Linked DNA regions of Homo sapiens: region 1 is linked to region 2. A link is a contact called in ENCODE Hi-C or POLR2A ChIA-PET data. All regions are on one chromosome and are shown on one strand. Each heading gives the region's core, a stretch centred on a gene start or an enhancer-like site at or near the end of the contact. The rest is flanking DNA. Distances are from core to core; before and after follow the strand shown.

Region 1 (5,930 bases), core at 206-2,705, 550 kb after region 2:
GCTCGTCTCAAACTCCTGACCTTAAGTGATCCGCCCACCTCGGCCTCCTAAAGTGCTCCAAGTACAGGTGTGAGCCACCACACCTGGCCTCAATCCTGCATTTTTTGACCTCTATTATTATTATACAGTCCCTGACTCACGACACAGTTTTTTGACTTTATGATGGTGTGAAAGTGATATGCATTCAGTAGAAACAGTATTTCAAATTTTGAATTTTGATCTTTTCCCAGGCTAGCCACATGTGCATTAAGATACTTGCTCATAATGCTGGGCTGTGGCAGCAAGTTTTGGCTCCCAGCCAGCTACTGATCACAAGGGTAAACCACCAATACTCTGCAGTGTACTGTGTTGCCAGGTGATTTTGGCCAACTGCAGGCTAAGTGTTCTCAGCACGTTTCAGGTAGGCTAGGCTATGACAATCAGTAGGTTAGATGATGGCTTTTTCGTGTTTTTTTTTTATTATTGTTGTTGTTTTTGAGACAGTCTCACTCTGTTGCCCAGGCTGGAGTGCAGTGGTGCGATCATGGCTCAATGCCGCCTCTACCTTCCCAGGCTCAGGTGATCCTCCCACCTCAGCCTCTCGAACAGCTGGGACTATTGCTGTGCACCACCACTTCTGGCTATTTTTTTTCTATTTTTTGAAGAGATGGGATTTTGCCATATTGCCCAGGCTGGTCTCAAAATCCTGAGCTCAAGCAATCCACCTGCCTTGGCCTTCCAAAGTGCTAGGATTACAGGCGTGAACTACCACGCCTGGCCTAAATGCATTTTTGACTTACAACATTTTTTTTTTTTTTTTTTCCTGAGATGGAGTCTCTGTCTGTCGCCCAGGCTACAGTGTAGCGACACGATCTCGGCTCACTGCAACCTCTGCCTCCCAGGCTCAAGCGATTCTCCTGCCTCAGCCTCCTGAGTAGCTGGGATTACAGGCATGCACCACCACGCCCGGCTAATTTTGTATTTTTAGTAGAGATGGGGCTCCATCATGTTGGCCACGCTGGTCTTGAACTCCTGACCTCGTGATCTGCCTGCCTCGGCCTCCCAAAGTGCTGGGATTACAGGCGTGAGCCACCGCGCCTGGCCGACTTACATTTTCAATTTATGATGGGTTTATCAGACATAAAACCCCATCCTAAGTTGAGGAGCATATGTACTGGGGGATTTTGGTTGGAGAATCTTGATGACCAAGTGTTTCAGAGGCCAGTCCCATGGCACATTGAATGCTAGTTCTGTGGATCCAGGAAGTTAATGGACCCACCTAGCACTTTATTTCTTCCCTTGCAGTCTTCCTAATCCCGTCCCCCAGATGTCTTCCCTCCCAGCTTCCCTAGATAACAAAAACTTCCCTTATGCCTAAGGAGTCTGGGTGAGCCCCTGGATATCTTAGGGGCTTTATTGTCTTTCCCAGCTTTAGTAGGGGAACTAACAAAGGCAGATAGACTTCTAAGCTAGCATTCTGTACTTTGGCTGGAATATTCCACAAGCTCATGGCTTTGGGCCATAAGCCCAAAGGAGTCATTTCCCAACTTCAGTATTTTGAAACATTAGATATCCTGTTTCCTTACAACGTGACCATCTTGCAGATAAGCACTGCTAGATCATCTGCACATTCGAGTAAATCCTGTTGTGAATTGAACAGAGTAACTCCTCTTGCTTATCCAGGCAATGTTAAGTGCAGGGCACAGGGAAGTTTAAGCTTTGCCTCTAAGCCTCCATTCTGAGAAGCATCTTACCACCACTGTTCTAACAATGAAATGCAGTTAGGATTCAGACAGGTTTTCGATCCACGTGCACTATTGCATGTGAGAAGCATCACTGAGAAATTCAAAATTACTTTTAACTATTTGAATTCATGTAATTTAATTCCAATATGAGTGCTCAAGGACAAATTAGCACTCAGATCGGAATATCCCACCTGAGAACCACACAGTTTGTTCAAAACCACTATCCTGCTGCTGCAAGGCTGGGACTCACTGAGCCTTACTTCACCTTGGTGTTTCAATCATGGCATGTTGTCTTGCTTAGGTCATGGGGGAAGGACAGTCTTCCTTTGGAAGCGTCTGTTTTCCTGACAAGCCTTGGTTGGCAAGAATTTTTCAGTTAACTGTAGCAGGCAGCTTTACAGGCAGGAGATACGAGTTTTGCTTTTTTTTTTTTTAGAAAAAAGTTTGCAGTGCATGCCTGGAGCAAGGCAGGAAATGCAATTTGGTATTTGGAAACATCAGAAAATATTTCTTTGGGAGCTGTTTGTAATGTCACTTCACTGCATTGTTCCCTCTGTTCCAACTAATAAAATTATCAGTTCCAGAGTCTCGCTATCTTAAGTCCCTTTAAACCTGTTAAGGAGAACAAATAAATACCTCCTCCTACCCTGCATTTTGTTGTCCAGATGTGACCTTTGTCCCAATACCTAAAAGTGACAATGACCATTGTCATGGATGTGGAACACTGCAGTTTTTCTTCTAGTTTTCAGCATAGCTTTCAATCAAGTTTCCAACTAGGCAAGAATTAAAACAGAAAAGAAATAAAGGAGAGGTGTCTAAGCAACCAAGTCTTCCCTGGAAGAGAAGAGGAAGACGTGAGAAGTGAATAATAGGTTTATTTGCATATACACAAGAGAAGAGTTAACCGTTACTGGGTGAGAAGGAGGTAAGGCTTCAGCAGAGGAAGGCACCTTGACAGACAAACAAGAGACTCTCAGCTTATTAAATCAAGCATAGTCACAAACTTCACTTGCCCCAAGCCAACAACTTAACTCATTTACCTGCTGTCCTAGAGAATCATTAACAAAACCAGCTGGAAAATAGAGAGAAATGATTTTACATATCTGGACCTGCCACTTAAAACTTTATGTACAGAATGCAGGAAAAAAACATAAGAGGCACTTCCAAATAGTTCTTGATCTAATCAGTGCCATCTGTCCTGCTATTAAAAATATCTATTATGGAAGAAATTGGGTATTAAATGTGCCATCAAAGTTGGGGCCTCAATTCTAAAAGAGTTTAGGCAAAGGTACTCTAGAAGTGGTTCCTGCCAGGTTTCCAGACCCACAACCATAGACACAAAATCTCTGGAGATGAGGGTGGAGCAGCTATAAAGCAAGCATTTCTCACCCTGCTCATGTGTGTGTCTTATGGGGCCTATCACCCGGTAAGCTGAGCCTAGGATGCTGGGAAGCCTCTGCCAAGGATGGAAGGCATACTTGCTAAAAATGATCTTTCTTGGCTTCTCAAGTTAACCAGAATAAACTCTGATTTCTCTTTTGAGTACCCAAATGAGATTAAGGCTTTTAACATGAAAAGACCAAGTTCTGCATTTGGGAATTGTAACTACCAAGTAGCTAGTTCCCAAGGGAACTTTAACTACTTCTTTTCAGGAAGATATGTATCCGATTGTCCTTTGAGAAGTCAGAAGAGGCTAAGTACTTATTAAAATAAAATAAATAGAATAGAATAAAATAAAGGACTGGGTGTGCTGACTAAGAAGGGGAAGAGAAACACACACTGAGTGATCGTATTTTTTTTGTATATAAAGGATTAAAAAATTCCAATTTAATACATTTTGGAAAAGCAAATGTAAAATGACTTGGGCTTATAAAACCAGCATTTACAATTATCTGTGAATAGTCAAAGACAAATCATAGAACCAATCTGATTACAAATCCAAAGTAATTCTAATGTTGGTTACAGAATCACTTTCCCACTCCCCCAGTAAAAGTCCAGGTGTTAAGTTGTACACACCCCCATGCTACACACACTCCTTCATCTCCTTCTCAGTGTTTTCATACCCCAGCCGCATTACACACACCAGGCACATCTTCTCTTTCACAGAGCTTATCAGGATGGTATCTCCTTTTGGCTTAAACCAACCACCTTGTGTTTATAAATAACCCCCCCACCCCCAGTGCCTGAATTCATCCACATCTTCTGCCTTCATAGGCAGCCTCCCCTTGGCTCCAGTTCCAGCAGGACAGGCCTTCCTCTGAAAGGAAGCCTGGGGCAGTGAGGCCACACTAGTCAGCGTTCGGCCCTCCCTACACCAATCCCAGCTGGGCTCCTAGTTGTCTAGCACCTTTGCACTCAAGAAAGTTATATTGTTTTTCTCTCTCTTCCTCATTTCTTGCCAGTATTCTGCCTTTTCATAACATTTATGCCAACAAGATATCTGGTCATTCCCAGACCTTCCTGTTTTGCACAACCCTTCATAGATAACCGAGTGACTGCAACGCTGAAAATCTGTTGCTCTTTTCTCTTCTAAACCTGTATCTACCTCAATAAAACTGAGTCTTTTATGGGAACCAGAAGACTTAAGACTAATGGGAACCAGGAGTCATAAGCCAGAGACTCCTCCCCAACACCTTCTGACTCCTAATAGACCTACTCAATAAGAATCTGTTACCTTGAGATGCCTACTGCTCTGCAAAGTCTAGTGAGAACACCACAGCCTCTATCAACTGCAAGTCTGAGGGAAGATGCCAGTCCCACCAATTCTGACCAATGGTTCTGGGTTGAGTTAAATGAATATAGTACCACATTCTGCTCCTCACTAAGCTTCTTCGTTAACACACCTATAACAACTACTTTAGTAGCCTGAGCACAAAGCTCTGGAAAGCTGTCTTTGCCCTTCTTTCACTATGCCTCGATCGATCATGGGAGCCAAGGAAGCACCTGCTGGCCTTGTGAGTGCCTCTTAGGATCTAGCACCTAACTGGTTAAAGTCTGTTATCCATGACTAGCTCTATTTTATGGCCTTCATACAGTACATGTTGCAGCACTGCTCAATTTGCAAACAGTGAAATTTATCAGGAATCTATATTCTCTTGAATCTGATCTTAAGTGCTAAACCTCTCATTAGCATTAAAAATTCTTTTTTATAGTATGTCCACATTAAATGCTCAATAAAGAAGTGTTACTTAGAGAAAACATGGAAGATTTCTTTAAGAAAGGAACCATGCTTTCCTCTCCAGCGCAGCCAATGGGCTGAAGGCCTGTTTCCATTCTCCATTCTTCCAGCATAAATCTACAACTCACTGGCAGCACAACCTGATTTAACAGGCACCCATCATCCAGACCAGAACACCTATGGCATGTAAACAGGGTGAGATGGCAAAAAGTACAAATTCATAGGTCCTTTCTGATGGAGAACTAAAAGGAAGGTCTTATGAGACAATAAGCGCACACGTGCCATTGTGCGTACACAAGAACAAGTCGAACGTCTCAACAAAGATTTACTTCCACAGAGCCTTGCGCGGCACACTACGCTCACGTCTCACTAGAAAGGAGTCACTTGGGTTATTTTTTTTTCCCCTTTCTTAACACAGCACAAGCCAATGGCCAGCTAGACATTCAGACCCGTTGTTGAATGTTGGATAGAAGGGAGCAGCATCAGACACAAAATTTCAGGCCCTGGTTTCATGTGCCTTTAATACTTGTTTTTCCTTTCCTCTGTATTCACTAAACAATTTTTTTTTTTTTGTAAGGCTACTTTTGTAGCTTTTTGTTTTCCCTTTGTATTTATCATGTTTTTAATTTCTTCTCTGAGGAGGAATTCTCTGAATCTGTATCTTCCAATTCAATTCGTTGCCTTTTGAGGCCACTGTGGCCATGAACAGCCCTGCTACTATCTGTGGCTGGGGTGTCAGTGGGGTCCTCTCTTGTTCCAGCATTGGGGGTCTCACAGGCCATTTCAGACCCGCAACAATCTTTGTGTAGGAGTGTCCCTGTCAGGGACGAGTTATCACGGTCAGTGTCTGAGTGTCCTGGGGAAGAGTAGGCCACCACCTCCAGCTCCCCCAAGTTCTGCCCGTTATTGTGAGGGTGAGGGGGACGAGGGTGTAAGCGTCCATTGTTGTGGTTGGCACAGATGGTTTCGAGGCTCCTCTCCTCACTGTCATCAGACTGGGTCCTGGGACAGTTGCCAGACCCGCTGTT
Region 2 (6,586 bases), core at 3,590-6,089:
GTGGGGTATGGAGGGAAAACGTTGAGAGGGGAAGGGTGGAGAGCTCCCAAGGCCAAAAGAAGGGAGGGGCAGGGAGGAACACTGCAGGAAGGACAGCAGAGAGAAAGATGGACCTTGGAGAGGCCAAGGGGAGAGCGGGGAGTTAGAAAAAGGCTGAGATAAGCAATGGGAGGCCTCCTCAGAGGGGCCTTACACTGTCAAACTGCCCCTGGAGCCTCTGCTCATTAACATGGTAGAAGCAAAACTAGCCTACAACTTTGTAGTCACAAATTTTTCTCCAGAGTTATGGATAAAAAGGGAGCTAGGAGATAGAGAAAGGGAAAACATTCCCTTTCTTCCTACATTTGGATGCCTCTCCAATGTCCTTCCTAAGGCACCCTGCCCAGTGGCCAGTGCCTGCCAGTAAGCCCACTCCACAGACCCTGAGGCCTGGAGCCCCAGCCCTGGTCATGGATTAGTGCCTGGCCAAGTTGCACTCCAACCCCAGGCCCGCAGCCGCCCTTCCTCCTCCTTTCTGTTGTGATTGACTCTGAGATATATGATGTGGGATATACTAGGTGCAACGCATCATGTTCGTTATTGAGGCATAAGGTAAGGAAGGATCTTTTGAAATGTGAGGACATCATCCACAAACTGTCACTGACCATTTACGATTTATAACTAGAATGTAATAAGATTTATAAGATGCACTTTAAAGCCTAAAAGAAAACTGAGTTTTTTCAACATGTAACAACATGTAATAAATATTAATTTCAAAAACCAAAGTAGCCCCAGTTGGTCTTTTCTCTACACCAAAACAATCCTCAAGGATGCATGAAAGCCCATGGACACTGTGGAGCAGACAGCTCCTAGTGTCCAGAAACCCGTCTTAGTCCAAGTGGGGGGGCACTGCAAGAATTCAGTCCCCAGCCTACCACCTTCCAGCTCTGGGCCCTCAGAGAATGCCCATAGCCTTCCCGAGTCCCAATTCCCCAGTTTGTAAAATGGGAATAGAAATAATCTGCCTAATCTTCATGCCAGGGGGCCTGTGAAGATGACAGGGTAGATAAATGATTGGTTTTCCAACCTTCATGGAAGGCCTAAGCCTGAGTCTATGACCTCCTCTCCAGTTTTAAGACATAAATCAGATCATGCCATTCGTCTGCTCAAAACTCTCAAGTAACGCTTTTTCACTCAGAGTGAAAGTGGAGTCCTTCCACAGGCCTAGAAAGCCCCACCGATTCCAGCGGCACCTGCTTCTTCGCCTCTCACAGCTCCTCGCTTGCTCACCTGTTGCAGCCACACTGCCTCCTAGCTGAACCCTCTCACAGGCAGGCTTTCACCTTAGAGCCTTTGCACTTCTGAACCCTTGCTGGAACCCTTTTCTCCAGAGTACCATAGCTGACTCCCTCACCTCCTTTCCTCACATAATGGATGACTCCCTCACCTTTAAGTTTTTGCTAAAATATCACCTTCTCTATGAGACTGACCCACTTAAAATTGCAACCCGCTCTGCTTACCCCCATCCTGCTCTACTTATATTTTCCCAAAGTACTTATCGCTATACAAGGTAATAAATAATCAATAGCTCACAATGTTTACCCTTCATTCTGTGTCTTCTCTGCTACCATATAAGCCCTGGAGGGCAGCCGTCTTTGATTTATTCATTTTTTTCTTAAGCACCTAGAGCAGTGTCAGGTATATTAATGACCTGCAATAAATAGGTTGGATCTTTCTTAGAAGTCCAGGATATAACATCAATAAAAGAAGGGCTGCTACAACTGAAGGGATTTGTGAGCTCAAAATCCCTCCTGCTATCTCTCTACGAGCAAGTGCAAAAACTGCTGACATTTGTTCTTGTGTGTGAAACCAGTTTTGAAGTTACAAATTGCTACTTGATGTCAGGTCCAAGGGCCTACACAATAGCTTGCACATAGCAGGTGCCTAGTGGTACAGATTATAAGGGGAAGGGAAGTAACATTTGTTGAGCAGCTACCAAATGATAGGCAGTGTCTGTGCCTAGTGAACTATAGAAGTGATTTCATGAAACTGTCAACCCTTCTACCATTGTCTCTCCAGGACCTCATACCAAGCCTGGCATGTATTAAGTACTCAGTAAATGCCTGCTTATTTCCCTAACAACCCTCTGAGGCAAGTACCATTATCCCCATCTTGGAAGGGCCCAAGATTCAGATTTAGATAGCTTGCTTAATGTCATACAGCTCGTGATCAGAGCCAGGATTTAAATTCTTCTCAGACAAGCTGCAGCCTCTCTGATCCTTTGAGAGAATGTACATTAGCATCCCTCCGAGCTTCCCTGAAGCAGAGCTGTCTCCCAGCGACACCGGAGATGAGGGGAGGGGTCTCTTTCTCCACCTGGACTCACTTCCTCCCTTTGTGCATTTGGCTCACCTGGAGGGGTCCCCTGCTACCTTTTGATTAATGGGTCTGCCCTTCCCATCCCCCCGGCCGAATGACCCCAGAGTTAGCTGCAGTTCATCTTGAATCATAAATCAAGTTCTCAAAGACATTGCAGCTTTGTGCTCAAAATCTCACTAGAATTCACATTCTTTGTGAAAGGCATTTGCTTATGAGTAGAATGATGGATTCATCAAGTCTCTCCTTTTAAGAAAAATCTGGATGGTATCTGCTGGTTTCTCCCTGCTCCCTCCAAGAAAAAAACAGCCCTAGTTACTCAATTTCATGTAGTTAGAATTCCCCCAAGGACCTCATACTCAGCTTCCACCCTGGCCATACTAAAGAAGAGCCCCAATCATGTTGCCATTTTACATAGATAGAAATCATTTGCAACTTGCACATTTGTTGTGCTTTCCATATACCCACGATTAGCTCGGATTTTATTTTTTAGCCATTGCTGAAGTGTCACGCGTCAGCTATTTACACTGTATGGGGACAAAACAACCTAATGTATGTCCCAGACCTATTTTATAGAAGCCGAGAGGCAGCCTCTGAGTCTCCGGTTCCCAGAACTCTAGCCCTGGGAGAAAGCATATCCATAAATCTCCCAATGCTTTATGCCAGGTTAGAATTTCTCTTGGGAATTTTGGAGTTTGTATAAGAGTTGCCTCTAAAGGCAATTGATGAACTATAGATGTCAGGCGGGTTTTCATTTTCTGTGTGCTTTTTATTTCATCTAGAACCAACAGTGGCCTTTAGAATTGGATTCTTTTCAGAGACTCTCTCTATAGGTTTCATGTTCAAAGGCTCCAGGTTGGAGGAGCTCGAGGTTCAGCTGAGTGTCAGAAATGACCAATTCTGGCTGGACGCAGTGGCTCATGCCTGTAATCCCAGCACTATGGGAGGCCGAGGGAGGCGGATCAGTTGAGGTCAGGAGTTTGAGACCAGCCTGGCCAACATGGTGAAACCCTGTCTCTACTAAAAATACAAAAAAAAATTATCTGGGCATGGTGGCACATGCCTGTAATCCCAGCTACTCAGGAGACTGAGGCAGGAGAATCCCTTGAACCTGGGAGGCAGAGGTTGTAGTGAGCTGAGGTCACGCCATTGCACTCCAGCCTGGGCGACAGAGTGAGATTCCGTCTCAAAAAAAAAAAAAAAAAAATGACCAATTTCACCAGTACTGCTCTATTAGAAAAAGGGTGGGGGTAGTTCTTCGGTTTTGTGACTATCCTGTGTACTGGAGGACATTTGTACTTGCAGCCTCATCCAGAAAATGCCAGGAGCATTCCCCGAGGCACTCTAACAGTCAGAGGTGTCTGTGGGCAATACTCCAAGCACCCCCGGTTGAAAACACCAACAAGGCTATCTCTGAAAGACGGTGAACTGGGGCAGCACCACTAAGTTTCACCATCAGTGAGGCGTCAGTCTAGATGGGCACTTTCTTTCCACTGTAAGCTGCTTCCTATTCTTGTTGCCTTTGATGATCTTTGTTTGCCTTCAAGTCGGGTTTGTTACATTTGTTTTCATCTCCAATTCCTGCCATATAAAAATGAGGGCAGTGAGAAAGAGAAAGGAAATACTGAAATTTTCCCTCGGACTATAGCCTCCCAAGAAGGGTCGTGTTCTCTGGAATGACTTTTAACTCTTTATCCAGTTAATGATCGGGAAAGTTTACTAGATGTAGGTTCCCAAGCCCAGCAAGCAGAGTATGTGATAAGAGATAGAAACAGGGACAGAAAAAAATGGATCCATCAGGACCCAGACATTGGGGTGCAACCAGTGGGTCTTCTCCAGCTCCACAGCGCATCAGTTCTGACTCGCTTGTAGATTCCTGAGTACTGCTCATCTGCCCTACAAGGCATAGTGGGTTTTCTCTGATTTCTAGAAATGTCAGCATTCTCTGCAAGGTGAACGGCCAGAGTCGGGATCTTCTATTCAGGCAGAGATTATATAACTCCCTGGGCCCTGGAAGAGCATGACTGTCTACCAGGAACCATCCAGAGAGGCTGTCAGATGAATCAGCATCTGTTCATGCCCTGCCTTGCTTCTCCTGGGCATGACTGCCTCACATGCCAACACCCAGGCTTACAGGTCAACTATTCCAACCCTGCATCCTGCCCACCCCACTTGCTGGGGAGTGCTCTCTACAGCTCTCAGTGCATCCTGTTTGTTCAGACCCCTTTGTCTTCCACTGGCGCAACCGAGAGAGGATTCCTCCGAGCCCCTTTGCTTTTGGCTTTGAAATCAGATCCTGGCACACCTGATTATACTCAATAGCTGGAAATGGTAAGGATGTCCGATGGCAGAGAGCTCTTGTTTTAAGTTCTGCATGCCAGGAAGGCAGGGGGCTGGGTCTCCTTCTCAGGGCTAGGCTGGAGGGGCAGGATGCTCTAGCGGAGGAAGCAGTGTTAACTTGAAGGGAAACGCAGTTGAAAAGGAACTCGAAGCACGGGCTGCCAAGCGCGTAGAAGTGGTAACTGACGACACACTGTGGGGCTCAGACCCCTTCCTCTCTGCTCATATGCCCCTAGATGGGAAACATTCAGTTCCTGCTCAAGGGAACCAGGAGAATCAAACCTGTCTGTCCTGCTTTTTCTGTAGAAGTGTCAGCTCTGAGGCCTTGACTAGGTGGAATAAATAGTGACTTACCTCTTAACCACAGTGAAAAACCCATCAAGCATTTGGATATTAAGGGCTGCCCCTGTGTTCTCAAGGGACCCTCAGCCTCAGACACTGCCTCCTTTCAAGCAAAGATGCTGCCCTAACACGCAAGTCCAGTGGCTTTAAGAGTCATTATGAAAATTTCACACAAAAAGGCACAAAGAGCATCCATGTACCGAAACCCAGCTTAAGAAATGAAATGTTACTGATGCAATTAAAGCCGCCTTTGTCCTTTTGGTCCCATCCTTCCATCCTGCCTTCCCCCAGCAGTAACCACTCAGTCATTGACAAACAGTGTGTCAAACATGCACAAACGGTGATGTGTCCATCCCTCTTTGGAATTACTTAACCTTTTTGAACCTCAGTGTATTCATCGGTAAAAGGGGGCTACTGACAGGATGAAGGAAAATGATTTATGACAAATATTTGGCTGTTGTTCCTATAAAAAGGAAAAAGTCACCGGAAAAAATGGGTCAAATGTAAGACCCTTTCCAGCCTGGCCCCAACTTGCCCCGGCAGCCTCCTCTCCTCTTGTAGCCATATTCCCTCCTCTCCTCTCTGCAGCAGTGTTCCCCAGATATGCCACCTGTGTCCATGCCTCTGGGCCAATGTGGATGCTGTGCTTACTTGCCTGTAATGCTGGTCTCCTGTCACCATCTTCCTTTAACACTGGGGTCCACTGTCCCCACCTCTGACAGGGCCCAGATGCAGTGACTCCTTGGTGCTCCCATGGCCTGATACCTCTGTCTGAGCACTTGCCGTATGGCTGTGATGTTCCTGGTATGTCTGCCTGGCTTTTTCACTGAGCTGCTTATGCAGCAAGGCAGGGATGGGGTCTTCTCCATCCAGTGGCCTGGCCTATTGCCTTCTGGCGCATGGCAGGACCATATGCAGTGAATGAATGAATTCCATTAAGAACATTCGTGATTCATAGGAGGAGGTCAAAATATCAACATTAACAGGAGCTTGGAAGAAGCTGATTTCCACCCTCATGAATGACTTCAAGGGTTCAGGTGCATGAGTAAATGACAGTTCCATCAACAGACTACAACTTTCTGCCCTAGTTAACACAGGGCATCTCCATGTCCCCAGTTCTCCCTATGGGCATTTTTCTCTTTGAAATTCCAAATCTTTTCTGTTCTAGAAGCACGAAACTACAAGTTCTCTCTCAACTCTTCAAATGAGGTTGGAACAAACAGAATGGGGGCATGAACTTTTTTCCCCATAACTTCAATAAACAACAGTTTTAGCCTCAGTAGGCTTTATGCAAGCCTTCAACATCTTTTTCTAGGTATCTTGACACTCATGTTCTTTTTCTTCTTGCAGCCTATGGAAATTCCTAGAGACAGATAAATGTGCAAACCTGTTCATCTTGCCAAGAAAAATCCGCTTTTCTGCCACAGAAACAAAATATTGGGAAAGAGTCTTGTGGTGAAACACCCATCGTTCTCTGCTAAAACATTTGGTTGCTACTGTGTAGACTCAGCTTAAGTCATGGAATTCTAGAGGATGTATCTCACAAGTA

The links. Hi-C counts contacts between places; a loop is a spot of excess contacts on that map. ChIA-PET counts read pairs that join two places held with the same protein, here RNA polymerase II (POLR2A).
Region 1: a loop to region 2 is called in a map with no recorded cell type, with 11 times the contacts of the local background. The contact joins two enhancer-like sites. A Hi-C loop is called at or near these places in 1 of 37 single-sample maps with no recorded cell type. POLR2A ChIA-PET finds 5 or more read pairs at or near these places in 2 of 52 experiments (BJ and activated CD4-positive, alpha-beta T cell).

What each region holds. Positions count from the first base shown.
Region 1 is chr14:69,048,341-69,054,270 of GRCh38, forward strand. It overlaps DCAF5 (DDB1 and CUL4 associated factor 5), which reads right to left. Exons shown (of 9, transcript NM_003861.3): 9 at 2,541-5,930. The coding sequence ends at 5,517. Among named protein-coding and RNA genes, the nearest start is that of ACTN1-DT, 72 kb to the left of the region's middle. RefSeq lists an enhancer at 473-973. Within about 2 kb of position 1,456, at least 13 of the 41 ENCODE cell types and tissues checked have a DNase peak (open chromatin) inside an H3K27ac peak, as active enhancers do.
Region 2 is chr14:68,490,737-68,497,322 of GRCh38, forward strand. It overlaps a transcript of RAD51B not described here. Among named protein-coding and RNA genes, the nearest start is that of RAD51B-AS1, 190 kb to the right of the region's middle. Within about 2 kb of position 4,840, at least 4 of the 41 ENCODE cell types and tissues checked have a DNase peak (open chromatin) inside an H3K27ac peak, as active enhancers do.